Regions from separate parts of the Mus musculus genome. Here all the other regions are linked to region 3. A link is a loop called in an ENCODE intact Hi-C map of the cell type or tissue named here. Cell type or tissue: left cerebral cortex. All regions are shown on one strand.

What was found. Peaks named below come from ENCODE experiments on the same cell type or tissue, not always from the same donor. Only the 100,000 strongest peaks of a DNase experiment are listed, where the experiment ranks them.
Region 1: it touches region 3 in a loop (5-fold over the local background); 11 of 42 quality-filtered maps call a loop at or near these places.
Region 2: a loop joins it to region 3, with 2.7 times the contacts of the local background. A loop is called at or near these places in 4 of 42 quality-filtered maps.

Annotation. Positions count from the first base shown.
Region 1 is chrX:58,016,586-58,021,585 of GRCm38, reverse strand. No RefSeq gene overlaps it. Among named protein-coding and RNA genes, the nearest start is that of Zic3, 12 kb to the left of the region's middle. In left cerebral cortex, no CTCF peak of the experiment used is centred here; a DNase peak (open chromatin) is centred at 2,717; H3K4me3 peaks cover 578 bases.
Region 2 is chrX:57,429,551-57,434,550 of GRCm38, reverse strand. It overlaps Gm364 (predicted gene 364), which reads right to left. Exons shown (of 17, transcript NM_001128625.2): 8 at 1,263-1,342. Among named protein-coding and RNA genes, the nearest start is that of Gm364, 23 kb to the right of the region's middle. In left cerebral cortex, a CTCF peak has its summit at 2,764 (motif pointing left); a DNase peak (open chromatin) is centred at 2,702.
Region 3 is chrX:57,914,900-57,919,899 of GRCm38, reverse strand. No RefSeq gene overlaps it. Among named protein-coding and RNA genes, the nearest start is that of Gm39517, 53 kb to the right of the region's middle. In left cerebral cortex, no CTCF peak of the experiment used is centred here; a DNase peak (open chromatin) is centred at 2,489.

The sequences.
Region 1 (5,000 bases), 100 kb before region 3:
ATGTTTCTTTTTCTTCTACATCCTTTTCAGTCCAGATGTGTTTTGATGCTTGTTGGAACAACCATTCAAATGGAAAGACTCTGCATTTTGGGAATCAAAAAAGTGTCAGCTTGATTTGAGTTCATGCCCTTTTTAAACTTGGGAATAAACTACTATCATCAACATTTTACTTTTGTCTATTTCTGCATATAGTCTTCAAGGTCAAGGATTTCATTTAGTATTCCTTACTTTCTGGGTGTTTTCAAACAAATTTAAAGATCACCTGGCAGCAGTTTGAGGCTTACTGTTATTCTTTAAAATTCTTCAACTTATAAAACTCCCAGAACTACACACATCCACACAAGGTTACTCATGAGAGAGGCTTTGTAGACCCCATCACCCCACATGTAAGCTTACATTGCCATTCTGCAGCTGTGCTGGAGTCAAATGATGATTTTGAATGTAATGCACAAATGAATTGGGAAGCAAACTGCTCTGGGAGATTTCCTGGCTCTACTTTGTTCATCACACATATCATTTAATTTCCATTCATTGTTATTATAATGTAGGTAGACTGCAAATAACCTAGTGACAGGAACAGAGTCCGCCCCCCCCCCCCCACGAGCACACACTCAGGATAACACAATGGAGAATGTGTAGTATGCATGTAGTCTGTAACATGAAACTCTCTGATTCATAGAAACCACACCCTAAATGGATAATTTCCGCTATCACTGAGTGATCGTTCAGTTGTTAAAAAGGGTTCATTCAATAATACTGTCTTCTACTTAAACACCAGGGAAGGATATGCAAGTAAGAACTCTGTCCTCCATCTTGAGGAACAGAAATTTCAGCATTTGCACAAAATCAGATTACATATATATGGAAAATTAATGAGCCTTTCCCGTTGTTCCCAAGAGAAGCAACATTACAGACCTCACCTGTGGTCACAGGACACAGAGGCATTTGCAGTTCCTAGCACTCTCTGCCCGTGTCTGTGAGGGGAAACACTTGTGAAGGAGTTTTCCCCTGAGCAAAAGCAGAAGAGAAGCACTCCACGGGGGAGGTAGCTGCAGTCACCCCAAACCCAATCTCCTCACCTCCATGTTGACAGCCTTGAGGGGGTCCCTGGCACTCCCTTTGGGCTGGAGAGGAGGGCTTATTGTGTGTCTGGGATTTACTAGCTTGCTCCCTGGCATTTGTTTAGGACGCCGCATCTGCATCTGTGTCACTCAACTTCCTCCAGGTCTTCCCAGACTTCTTGGGCTATTCTGAGTTTTCAGATATCAACAGCAAAATTAACAAAACAACACATTGATTGCAACGCTATAAACACCCCTAAGAACCACCTCTAGGCCTGAACCACAAGTGTTGTAGACAGAATGCTCTGTTGAGAGGCTTTGGGGTTTGTCATTGGGCTGAGAGCAAAGCAAGGATTTGTGTGTGTGGAAGGTGGAGCGAGATTATTAGTAAAATTGAAATCTGAGGCGCTTCTTCAGAAGCCTGCTTGTAAAAACGGAGTGGCGGCTCGCACCTGGAATCTCAGCACTTAGGAGGCTGAGACAGTAAGAGAATGGTGAGGTAGAACCCAGCCTAGCTCCAATACAACCTAAGCTACTGGGTAAGGACCTGCCAAAAACAAAAACAAGCGACCACCACCCCTCTTCATAAACAAAAACAAACAAAAGCTAAAACAACAACGAAAAGAAAGAAAGAGTATAGTGTATGTGTACGTAAGGACAGGCCTTGTTAGGTCCACGATGCTTTCCCCCTACAAGCAGCTCCTGCGGCGCCTTTCTGGGGGCACCACTTAGGACAGTGCCTGGGGCTCCCGCGCTTTCGGTAAGCTGGCGTTTGCCTGGTCTCCTCTTCCGGTTAGACAGGAATCAGAAGATCAGCTACTTTGCGATCCAGGGAGGGTGAAGTAGTGGAAGATCCGAGTGCAAAAACTAGAGAGAGCAGGGACCCCCAGAGCTCATCCCGTTGTTCTGCCGCGGTCTCGCACCCAAGAGAGGAGAGAGGGGGCCTGGAGAGGAGGGAGTCCGCTGCTGGCAAGAAGTAGGAGGAAAGGGATTGGAGGCTGGCAACCAGCCCAAACTACTTGGACGGCTTTCGTTCCATTCGATTCCCTGTGGGGAACCTCCTCCGCTTTTTCTCCTCTCCCCCTCCCTCTTTTCTGCCTCTGTGGGGCGCTCCGGTCCCGGGGCTTCCCGAAGCCCAAAGCCGCAGTCGTCTGGTCTCTGTCGGGAGGGTACAGGGGCCTTCGAGCTGGGCTCTGAGGCCATCTAGCCCTTCCGTTTTTCCCAAAGGGGACGTAGGGGCGCAGTGCCTCTCCTCCTTTCCTAGCCCGCTGCCGCTCAAGAGGGGCTGTTTAATTAAAAGGGGGGACCCGCAATGTATACGTCAGATAAAAGCAACGCGCAGAATAAACTAATTAAAACATTGTGTTTGCAACACATTTTATTTCTCTCTCTCTCTTTTTTGATCTTCTCTGTGTTTTAAAGAAATGTCATCGCACCATAAAGAGAGCCGTGAAACGCTATTTCCTTATAGTGTGCGGCGCTTTTCAAAGGCTAGTGTGATATATTTTAGAAAAGAGATCCCGCTGTGAAAGCTTGCGTGTCTTCCCTTTACCAAACTAAGCTCTTGTCAATCACGCCGAGCTCGGTCCAATCACCGAGATCCTTTTTGGAAAGCAGCTCATCCCGCTGTGCTTTTATACCGCGATCCGCAGCCTGTTTTGATGCATTTTTACCAGCACGTCCAGGGAAATGAATGATGGGGCCGCGGATGGTGCAGGCCTAGCTCCCCGAATGCCAGCCTGGCCCTAACGAGGTGCCGCGTATTATGTGCCTCACAGACTTTCTCACGTGGCAGTCACTTTGCGTGGTAACCCCGACGTCAACCAGGGTCAATGTTGCAGATCTAGCTTGGTTAAGTTTTGAGACCTTCTTCACCTGCCTAATGTGGGCTTTGGAGGATTAGGCTCAGTAGCCATTCTCCTGGTTGTTGTGCCTGGGGAGGCAAAATCCCAAGTAACCTGGCAAAGCACCTATGGAGCCGTGAGCCCCATAAGCAACGTTTTAAAGATACATGTCTCCAGATCTGTAGGATGGAATAGAAGGGTGTCCAGAGATTCTCTCTCACTTTTTCTGGGTTCATGGTAGGGCTTTGGTTGCAAGCAAGCTTGTCTCTTCTCTCTGCACCTCTCTTCCAGCTCCTTCAGGTCTAGAGTTTGGAGGGACCCCCCTAGAGGTCCTTAAACCCCAGTGGGTCTAAAACAAAAGACCCAAACCCCACTAGTTTTCGACCTGTACAGAGCGAGAATCCCCGCCAGAGTCCTACAGGTAGGACTGAAACTACAGTTCTCCAGCTGTGAGTCGTACCAGTCTACTGGAACACAGAGCTAAAGGGCCGCTATGGCTGGCTTAGAATGGCCGAGCATAAACCACTAATAGATTGCAGTCACGAACCTATTAGAGAAAGGGCCTATTCCTGCTTCTTCCTTGGGGGATAGGTGACAGCGATCCTTTAGACCCAGAATTCCATAGATTCTTTCCTTTGCCACAGTTGTGTCGGCCTGGGGAGGGGGGGGGGGGTGCGGAGAATCCTGCTGGGAAATTGCCGAAGCTTTTGATCCTTACCAGGGCTTTCAGGCTCTGAAGGAGAGAGAGAACTTGAACTAAGAGAGGGCAAAACTCCACAGTCTGGGGGGGGGGGGGGACGGCCTAGTCAAAAGCTGTGTGAGATCTATGCATTTTGAAAATAAACCAAACTTTGCATTTGAAATCGTCACCCAGTACAAACCATCCATCCATCCTGCCTCTGGATCCGTTTCATAACTCTCAGTTCTGTCTCTCACACACCCCCTTCTATTCAGATGGCTAGCACTCTCTGAGCACACGTTCAATTCCTAAGCCATATTTGTATCCTCATCTTCACCCCAAACACCAGCGTCAGCATTCCCCAAAGGGTTTATTTGTTGCCCGGGACTCTGGTGCTTCCTGGAGCAGGAGCAGAGGGCAAAGGGAGAGGAGTGCTTGCCTCCCTCCCCTGAATTTTCTCATCCCCAGCATCTCATTCATTCCTATTCCTTTCCAAGAAGTACCCTTGGTGACAGTCACATCCTCAGGCTGCCTCTCTAACGAGAGAGAGAGAGAGAGAGAGAGAGAGAGAGAGAGAGAGAGAGAGAGAGAGAGAGAGAGAGAGAGAGCTAGCTCCTGGGCACCTTTATCACTATCCTTTGTTGGGGTCCACAAGATGGTTAGGAAGGGGACTACCTGGAATAGTAGCCCAATCCTGATATACACTCCATGGCTCAAGGGTAACTCTGCTCCTGTCCTCCCTACAATTTACCCATGCAGAGCAAGCCTTGTTAATTGGTAGCTGAGGACCCTGTATAGAGTATCTGGGTGGGAAAGAGGTGTTTCCATTCCAAGGAAATAGGCAAGTTCTTGCCTCTTGCAGCCAAGACTTGCTGCTATATCTCCAGAACTCTAGGAAACTTTTCACAGCTTTGTGGGGGAAACTACACTTGGCTGCTTTTGTTTTTGTTTTGTTGCTATAGACTTTGGTGAAGTCTGCATGCCAGACAGTGGTCCCAGAGCAAGCAGAACTGAGCATCAGGATCCTATACATTGTTAATAGATAGGCAGGAAGGGATTTCTTCTGCCTTGGGTTAGTAAACTGACAGGAACTGGGATTTTGCCATCACTATTTGTGAGTGACAGAACGTAAGTCTACCTATCCTTTTGAGGATGCCAGAAAGCCCAGGGGAAGTCTAGAAATCCGAATGACTGCCATTAGGATGTTTTGGGAGGGAGTTGTACTCTCTTCGTTTACAGAGCCTGCTTATGCCCCATGCTGCCTGAGTGGCTCTCCCCCCAAATCTGCAGGAGAGTTTGACAATGAAGGCTGGAGGTCAGCAGACTCATAGGACTTACTACTGCCTGGACAAATGAAGTGGCTCTTGGTCTTTCGGTCTAGCTCCTCATTGGGAGTCGGTGGGTGTGGGAAGTACA
Region 2 (5,000 bases), 490 kb after region 3:
CAGCAGTTAATCCAGAGGCTCATAACTAGCCAAAATGCTGAAAGTAACTGGCTATTGAGTGGCAAGCCTTAAATGGGACATCTATATCAACCCTTACCTCCAAGGGAACATCACAGAAGAGAAACAGAAAGACTGTAAGAGCCACGAGGTAGGGGCAAGTGCTGTGAAATGCTGTCTTTGAAACATAACATAGTCACGTACCAAAAACTCACTGTAGCTATGATTAACTACCCAAGATCAACAATATGAATCAGTCAACTTTTTATCAATCGGCACTAATTCTATTCAGTACGTTATTAGCATGCAAAAAAAAAAAAAGGAGAGGGGACATGTTATGGTGCCTAGGGGGAGAGATGGGGGGAGCTTGGAATGTGCATTATCAGGCCCATTGTTGGCATGTGTGAAACTTTCAAACAATAAAAGATAGTCTCCTTTTTAAAAGCTGCTGACTCATCATATTAAGTCTTTCAATAATCTCTTTCCAGTTTTCATGGCATTCCCACCTCCCACTACCTAGCAAATTGCAATGTTTTCTTACTCTTGGATTTGCTCAGACCATCTGAGCCCATAGACAGACAGTGTGTTCTATTTTGTTTGCTATCTGTCTCTTCCTCCTGCCTACCTTCTACTTTTTACACCATATTAGGTTGACCTATTTTCCGGCTACTGTCCTCCAACTGCTGAGATTACTAGTGTGTGTCACTATGGCCAACTCTGGTTTTCATCCATTGCATAAAGCTTACTTCCACTTATATCATGCCCACCACCACCCTCCATGTTGTCTACATGATGCTGTCCACAAGGAGAGACAGTATGTATGACATCACTGGCTCCTTTCCCTTCAGCATAAATAGTATATGTAAAACATATTTTCTTTTCATCAGATATGTTTAGAAGCTGAAGAGGAGAATGAGAGGGGAAACTGGCCCAAAAGAAATATCACTCAGTATCACCAGTAGTGATAAAATATCTTAACTTCAAAGTAAGTATCTTAACCCTGGGGGAAACAAACAGGAGGATCCAGAATTTAAAAGTACCCTTGGCTATACAGCAACTTCAAGGCAAAGCTGGGGTACATGAGACAGTCCCGAAGCAATAAGAACTAAAGGGTATTTAGAGGAGGAGACAACCAAGTAGTAGAGCCCCTGCCCTGTGTGTACAAGATCCCAGGCTCAATCTCCAGTGTGTCCTATCCCCAGCTAAAAATCACAGACAGTTATCAAGCCTCAAGCTACTTTGAGCATATTTCTTAAAGTGCTTACCTAATCCACTGAAGGCTGGTCTCGGCGGTACTGTCCAAATCATAATCCCCTTCCGAGGACCACTCAGTAGCTTTACTCTCCTACAATGAAATAGAAAACCAAATGACTGTGCCTGACCTTTGCTATGCAAGCATAAAGAAGCCTATTCTGCATGGAGTTTTGCCACTTCCAGCTTCATGGAATCACGACATCCGCCTTACATATGAAGCTTGCTTTCAACTAGGAACATTTAACCTCATGACACGAAAGAACTAGAAGGCAAAAGCAGATTGATCTCTGTGAGTTCAATGCCAGTCTAGTCTACATAGCAAGTTTGAGGGAAGCCAGGGCTATAGAGAAAGACGGCCCCAAAACCAAAAATGAAAAGATAAAAGTATGAACTAGGAAGAAAATTGCTGCTATCCAACAAAAACAGCATGTTTCTATTACTTTTTATGTAGTCCCACCAGATACTTGCCTTTTCCCTTTTATCCTGATATATTTCCATTTACACTGTAACCTTTTTTTTTTTTTTTTTTTGGTTTTCCGAGACAGGGTTTCTCTGTGTATCTCTGGCTGTCCTGGAACTCACTCTGTAGACCAGGCTGGCCTCAAACTCAGTGATCCACCTGCCTCTGCCTCCCAAGTGCTGGCATTAAAGGCGTGCGCCACCATGCCTCGCTTTTTTTTTTTTGTAACTTTTTATGATACTTGCAAAAATACATAAACTTTTATATAATGGCCACTGTAATATTTGTAAAATTAAATACCTACAACCAAAAATGCCCTTTGGGATTAAAATTAGGTAATGGCAATCTGTGCACTGCAAGAGATATGTCTATGAGACAGAACTGGTTTTAGAAAAGTAAGAAGTGCATATAGCAAAATTATTTCCAGCTGACAAGATGGCCCAGCAGGTGCTTGCAGCATAAACACAGGGCAAACTTGATTCCCATAACCCACAGACAAGAAGAGAATAGACTCTACAAAATTGTCCTCTGACCTACACACACATACACACACACACGCACACACAAACACACACTGAGCACACATAATAATATTGTTAATTTTTAAAAATCTTACCCCCACCAGAAAGTCATATACCTATATTACAGATGCAAACATTTTTTTTCTGGAAGGATAAATTAGAAAAAAATCATGTTATGCTTTCATAAAGAGAAATTAAGGATAATAGGATAAAGGTAGAGAATTTTCTTACACTTATTCTTTTTTTTTTACACTTATTCTTTATATACTATCTACAAATATACAGCCAGTCTCAATATTAAAAGACAACTTGTTTACTACAACTCAATTATTTGGCTCTTTACAATTTAGTGGTCATTCCCAGCTATATAGTTGAGTTCAAGGCAACCTGTACTACAGGAGACTCCATCTCAAAACAAACAAACAAACCAAAACCAAAAACAAAACAAAACAAAAAAATCGGGAAAAAAAAAATTTCAGCCAAAACATCAGCAGTGTTTAGCATCATTTTTGCACCAAATACTGCCATCTTCCGGAAACACTATGTCATGACATGTATTAGTCATCCCAAAGAAAAACTATCTAATATAAGGCACATGAGAAGAAAATGACAAATATAAAAAAATAGCTAAGTAACAGAGAACCTATTTTTGATCTGATTAAATTAATTAATTATTCTTGGCCTTTATTCCAAAGCATCAAAATCTTTTTGTAAACTAGCAATTCTTGTAAGAGATATGTCTATGAGACAGAATTGGCTTTAGGAAAGTGAGACGTGCATATAGCAAAATTATATTTTTCCAGCTGGCAAGATGGCAGCAGTGACAAAGTAATGAGGTGGAGACAAAGACTTCTTTATGCACAGTATAGTACCCCATGTGTTATAGTCAATAGAAATTATACAGAGACTGAATTTTGTAGGGGACCTGATCTTTAGACCAATGGTTTTCAACAGAAGCACAGTCTACAAGGCAGAGTAAAAATATGTAGCTGCTACTAGCGTTCATAAAGCCAGGCATCCTGCAGTTCACAGGAGATGTACATAACAGAAAAGGGAGAAGGACTGTGCTGTATCCCACACTGTCCAAATGCCCCACCCAAAATTCACGTAGGTAAGAAGCTGCTTATGACCCTTTGATTGTAGCTCTGCTTTAGAATATTTTATGTTTTCAGTACACATTAAATACTCCCACCCAAGAAGGCACTGTTTTAAGTAAACTGGGAGAAAAATAGTACTATACTTGTCTGGGAATGTTACCAAAATTTGTTGACATTTCAAGAAATCATAGCATTGGAAAATAGCAGTATTTGGGCCAAAAAATTTACATAATTTGCAATCTACCTATTATAACACTGACAATGATTGTACACATATATGCAAACATATAAAATGGATAAAATACATAAAGGGTATATTATTTTATTAATAGTTACTACTATTTCTCCTTAATGTTATTATGATGTTACACTAGTACTAGTTAAAATTAAATGCATAGACAAGTTTTGTTTTCTATTAACTATTAGTATTATGGTAGAATAGCATAGGGAGATTGCAGAACATTTGTTATTAAAGGACATCAATCTGACAGAGTTAAAAGCTGCTGACCCAATTTAAATTTAACTCCCTCATTTTATTAGAGGGAAACTGGGGTCCCAGGGAAGTGGGAGAATGAACTTCCTTGGAGTCACAAAATTAAGGCAGGCCAGACCGCAAATCTTCTGATTCTTCATCAGCTATTGCCCTATTCTATCTGAATGTCAAAACTGCACTTCCCAACAAAACAATGTTATAAGGCTAACAGGTGTAGTTCGGGGTTACAAAGCATGCCTACACACGCAAAGCCCCGAGTTCCATACTCCACACTGCAAAACAAACAAAACAGGCAGCTCTGTGATGTTGGTAGAGTCTCAGGCTAGCTCATAAGCAAAGCTTATTTAACTAGAATTTACAACCAAAAGAATACATCATTAGAATGTAACAAACACATCTTTGTTCAATAGTATGAAAACAGTAAGGCTCATATGTGCTCACAAACTGAAGCAGCAAGTACAGGGACTGCAGGGGGCTGCCACACGCCCTCTGCTTACATTATGGCTGATAGCTTGGTGGGTTTGTAGGACTCCTAACCGTGGGAACTGGACTCATTTATCTCTGACTCTTTTGTCTGCTCTTGGAATCCTTTTCTTCCTATGGGGTTGCCTTGTTCAGCCTCCGTATCAGGGTTTTTGTCATGCCTTATTGTACCTTGTTTTGTGGTGTTTGGTTGTTGTCTCTTGGAGGCCTGTTCCTTTCTGAAGAGAAAATGGAGGAGGAATGGATCTGGGGGCAAAGGAGACATAGGGGAGGGGAGGAACTGGGAGGAGTGGGGGTAAGGGAAACTGCACAGTATAAGAGAAGAATCTATTTTCAATAATTTTTTAAAGTAAGGGTTATTTTTATTCTGTTGCATTTTTAATTGTTTGGGAAGTTAATACAAGCATGTAACATAATTTTAAACAAATTCATCTCTCATCCCCTCCCGTCTAACTCTTGCCATATCCCCTACCACCTTTCTCTCCAAACTTCATTTAATTTCTCTCACTAAATGAACACTCTGTTAAAATAAGAGTACATGAATTGAAGTATTTGGGTTTTATTTTTTATTTTCAAATAGGCTCACACTATGTAGCTTAGGCTAGCCTCCAATTCATGATTGTCCTGCCTCAGACTTTTCAATGCTATAAAATAGTTTATAAAACAAAAGTATTATGAACACATGCATTTTAGAC
Region 3 (5,000 bases):
TCAGAGTTATCCTGTAAAATATTTGGATGGCTTTCGGGATTAGCGTTGTTTTTGTTTGTTTGTTTGTTTGTTTATTATTTATTTATTTTATTCTTTCCTTCTTCACAAGAGCCAGATTGGTCAATGGGTCTGGGTAGCTATGGCATTCCTGCTATAGCTCCCAAATGCCCTTCCTGCCTCACTTTCTGCATCTCTTAAGGTATGAGAGACCAAGTAACTTCCCACTCATTGATTAGTGAAAGAAAACTAGTGTTTAATGAAATACAGTGTTGGCAGCACACAGTAGGTGTTCAAAAGGACCTTCTTTATTTCCATACTTTAGGTCCTGAACCTCTGACTCACACACTTGGATGATCAAAAGGAGTGAGGGAAAAAAAGCCCGCTTGAGTGCCAAAGGTGTTTCAATTCTTGCTTGCAGCGTGAGTTTAGGGCTCCAAGTCCAGAATCTCTGGATACGGGTAGTGCTACTAGTTACTTCAGCTTAGGGGCAGCAGTTTGGGGCCATTCCTCCCCGCCTAGCCTCCCAGCCTCTAGAGTTAAGGCCTGAGAATGGGTTTAAGGGAGGTCTCCTAGTTCATCTGGGAGACCCTGGGGCAGCGTTTTGCAACTTGAGTAGACAGGTGGGCGGCCGGTCTACTGTCTCTCCCCGCAGGCCACTGCCCAAGTCTGCACGCTTCAGGCAGTGGGGGCCCGAATTTAGAGCCACTGCTTGTACTCCATTTGGCCCCTTAGGGAGGCTAGCAGCCCTCGGCTGGGTGGAGCTACCCTAGAGGCTCCTGCCTGCGGTCGCCTCTGCAGTGGAGGTAACATCTGTGCCCCCCCTCCGCCCCTCCCGCTTCCACCCTCCACACCACCTCTTTTCCCCCACCCATTTTTTTTTTTAAGAAAGAAAACGAAAAACCAACCTTCCTTTCCCTCCACAATAGACACACCGGGGGGCCTTTTACTTGGCCAATCTCAGGAGTTTCATATGAACTTCATTAAATCAATTACTCGGTGAACACATCACAATTTATTTGCAATTAGTATCAAAATGTCTTACTTTTCTTAATAGGTCGGAGCAGATGTAGCTACAGAAGGGACAACGCGTTTTCGTGAAATCTATCTCTTGCAACATATTAAATCTTCTGGTCAGAAGAGAAGGAGAAATTCAAAGGCAGTTTAGAGGAGGAGTAAAAAGCCCGCTGGAGACAAATGCGATCCGTGCAGGTGTTGGGGCAGCTTGCTTTATAATTGTATCTAGCGAAAAGGTTGCCTTTATTATCCGTAATGATCTAACAAAAGTCACCGTAATTAAACGTCTGCTTTTCTCCGATGACTGAGAGGTGCGTGTCTGAAAGGCGCCGGGTACAGCAAGAGACTTCAGAAATGGTTAACAAGACGCCTCATTCTTTGAATAGTGGCTTTGTCTTAATGGGGGGGGGTGAGAAGAGAGAAAGAGAGACAGTTATCTAATTTTTATTGCCCCAAAGCGGAGATGTATTGATTGCGACAACAGTTTTATTGTACTAGGGGAGGGGGTTGCTGCAGGGTTACAGAGACTGGTTTACTTTGCTTTGGATGTAAATTCATATGCAGCAGCCTCCCTTTGGAAGGTTGGACCTCAGCTCCTGTTAATACCATTAGTGACACAGGATCAAATTTCAAATGAAGCCTGGTGACAATTACAGACGGAAACAGATGCCCTTGGAAATTTAGGTCAAGTGTTCAAGATTCTGGTTTCATGGTCAAGGCTGTCTTGGGGGTAGCCTTGAGGAGACCTTCATAAATCTGTCCTCTCTGAACTGGGGATGAGTCTTGTAGGGGCGGGGTGGGGAGGCAGAAAATTTATTTAGAGGGGTCTTAGGTCACTGAAAAAGAAGAAGAGATGCCAGAATGTTGTAAAGTTGGGCAAGTGTGCCGGGCTGGACAGTGCGTACGTGCTGGCAGAGAGCACTAGTCCACGCCGGGGCTCGCTCGGCAGGGAAGAACTGAGCTTGCCCCAGCGGGTGAGACCTGCAACCCAGCAATTTACCTAATCCCTAGCAGACACACACCTAAACCTTGCCTCAGCCTCAGAGCCTTTTCCTAACCCATCCAGGAAATGGGAATCAAATCCTTGGCCTGCTTTTTGGGAGAATGGCTTCGGAGGCTCAGGGTGTAATGAATTTGAAAACTCATGGAGTTATTATGAAGGTACAGCCCCTTTTCTAGGCTTGCTCGCCCCTCTGCTAAATGCAAAGGACATCCTGTCTCTCCCCTCTTCCTGGCGGGGATCTTCTTTGGGAGCTTTCGGCATTGGCTCTGGCAGCACCCACGCCTTCCTTCGAGTTATAAAACATGTCTTTTCACCCGGCTCTTGGTCCCAACCGATGTCTTTGAGCGTGGCGATCTTTGGGGTTTACGTCCCTCTGGTGGGTGTTTTCTACTTGACAACTCTTTTAAAGACGCAGAACCATATTTTATTTACTGCCTACTATAAATTATTTACTAGCAGGCTGAGGTAATTCCATTAAAGCCGCTCGGTTTGTTTATACTAAATAGTTATCTGGGGACTCCTTGCTTGGTTTGGAGCTCTGAGGCTGGGGAAAGTAGGCACGACCGCAAGGGCAAGACTCCCACGAAATGGGAGGGATTCTTTGGAAACGAAAACGTCGTTCTTTCTCTTTATGAATCATTAAAAATTAAGTATAATCTAACAGTCGTTTTGGCTGTGAATTGTCATTACCGGCCCTGCTTGCTAACTCCCCTGCTAGCTTCTTCACCCTCACCTACAACCTCCACCCCGTGTTAGAGAGTTTTCCACTTAATAGCAAGATTAATTCTTTCAAGGAATCAAGCCCACAGTGGAATCAACAGATTTTTTTTTTGCGGGGGTGGGGTAGGGTGGGGAGAGTGTGGTATTTAGGTGGAGGAATAAGTGTGAGGCCCTTCCTGGGATGGGGAGAGGGGGCGGGGAAGGGAAACCCGGAGCTCCTAGCCTTGCCTGCTGAGCTAAGAAAGAATGCTCAGCGAACTTTGCCTCTGGTCCCTTCCCCCAACCGTGTAACCCAGCAAGCAGAAAAGAATAGGAAAAAAAAAAACCCACCCTGAGGGAAGGCACCAGGCTTTATGGATCGGCTCTGTGAGCTGTATGCCTGTGTGTGTCTGTGTATCTTTGAGCGCCCTTGCAGGGCGTGTACAGGCGCGTGCGTGGATGTGTGTTTGTGAGCTCACCCACCCTCGCCAAGATAGTGGTGACAGTTGGGATATTTCTATTTTTTTTTCTGGCTCTGTGCAGTGTGTGTTCTGAAACAATTGATTTGTGTTTCCATGTTGGGACTTAAGTGGAAACATCAAACAAACAGAGAAATATGCTGACCTTTGGAGAAGTTGGAGGGGGTTGGACAACTGAACCTTAAATGAAATTCCCATCTGAACTCTCTGCTTTGAGTTATTCTGGCCTTAGAAGAGGGGAGTGATTTGTGTGGAAGTCTTTTGTTTTATTGTTTATTTTATTTTATTTTTTTTTTGAAGGGGCTCTGGAGGAATGGAGTAAAAGAGTGTGAGTTTCACACCTGGTTTTGCATAGGAGGAGTTCAGGATGGTTGAGTTGTTCCTTCCTGTAACACAGGGAGACATAACTAAGATATCTGGACAAAATGCCAGGTCTCTAAAGAAAGTTTGGGGGGGGGGGTGCACAATAAACAGAAAGGACACTTATTTCATAATTTGTTTTCTATTTTGTCTTTCAGCTGAAACAGAGATGCAAGTCAGGACAGAACAATCCTGCAGGTTCCAGTGAGTGAAATACCCACTGTTCTTAATTACAGAATTGAAAGGTGGGAATTAACCAAAGCAGTCAGGACATCATCTTGGTATTTATAGTAGTTAGGTTCGCCAACAATTTAAATCCCAATGACATAATTTTACCATTTGAAGATTCCAGTTTTTATAACTTAGAAGATTCTAGTTTTTATAACTTAGATACCCTTATTAATTTAAATTCTGCTTTTATCAAAATGAACAGGAGATATAACATGAACAAACACCTCAAGGATGCAAACATGTATCAGGCATGTTGTGATAATGAAGATGCTGTCAATACCATGAATAATGAGTCAAACACAAAAGACTAAGTATGTCAGACTTAACCCCATTTATAGAGCCTTTCTTTTAAAAAATGATGTAATTGGCATAGTATAAGATTAACCATTTTGAAATGAAAATTTTAATGATATGCAGTGCATTAACCATGGTTTACAAACCCCTAGTTACAAAAATACCTTGATTTACCAAAAGGAGAAACTTGTGCTCAGTTGGTCTTTACTTTGCCTCTCTTAACCTCAGACAAATTTTTATTGCTATTTTATTTCTTAAAAGCAGAATCTTTCCATATCACCATCCCCTTAAAGTCTATTATATCACAATCTATTTCATACTCCTCTAGCTACAGATACAAAAAGAGAGGGGATAAACGACATAATCTACTTACTTGTATTTGTTCTAGAAGCCAATAGGTTTCCAGATCCGTATTTGCTACATGAGTCTTTTTAATGAGCGGTAGATCCCTGGGCAACACTTAACAAATACTTTGGTCGTCATTGTGGGAGGGACATGAGTTTGTGGAAATCTAGCTGTTATCTATAGAAAGTGGATTAGAGTGGCATTTTCTCCTTTGAAATGTAATTCATAAAGTTTAACAAAGCAATGGTTCTAGCCAACCTTTTGGAAAAATAAGAGAGTGCTAGGATGGGTTGTAGCAAACCATTTGTTTCTGGTCATCAAAACCGTGCCATGAATTCAGGAGAATGAGAAAACAATGTGGCTGGCTTAGAAGAGCCAGAGTCTCATCTGCTTCCTCTTGTGTGAGCTAACGCCTTTACTTGTTTCACCCAGGCTCACCACAAAGCTGGAAGGAAATATGACTGTGGCTTAAGAAATTTATTCAAAACTGAAGCTACTATTCATGTAAGCAAGCCCTCAATATCCACAGAATTTGGAGAAACTATTTCTGTAAGACAGCAGTAAGAGGTCAAGGT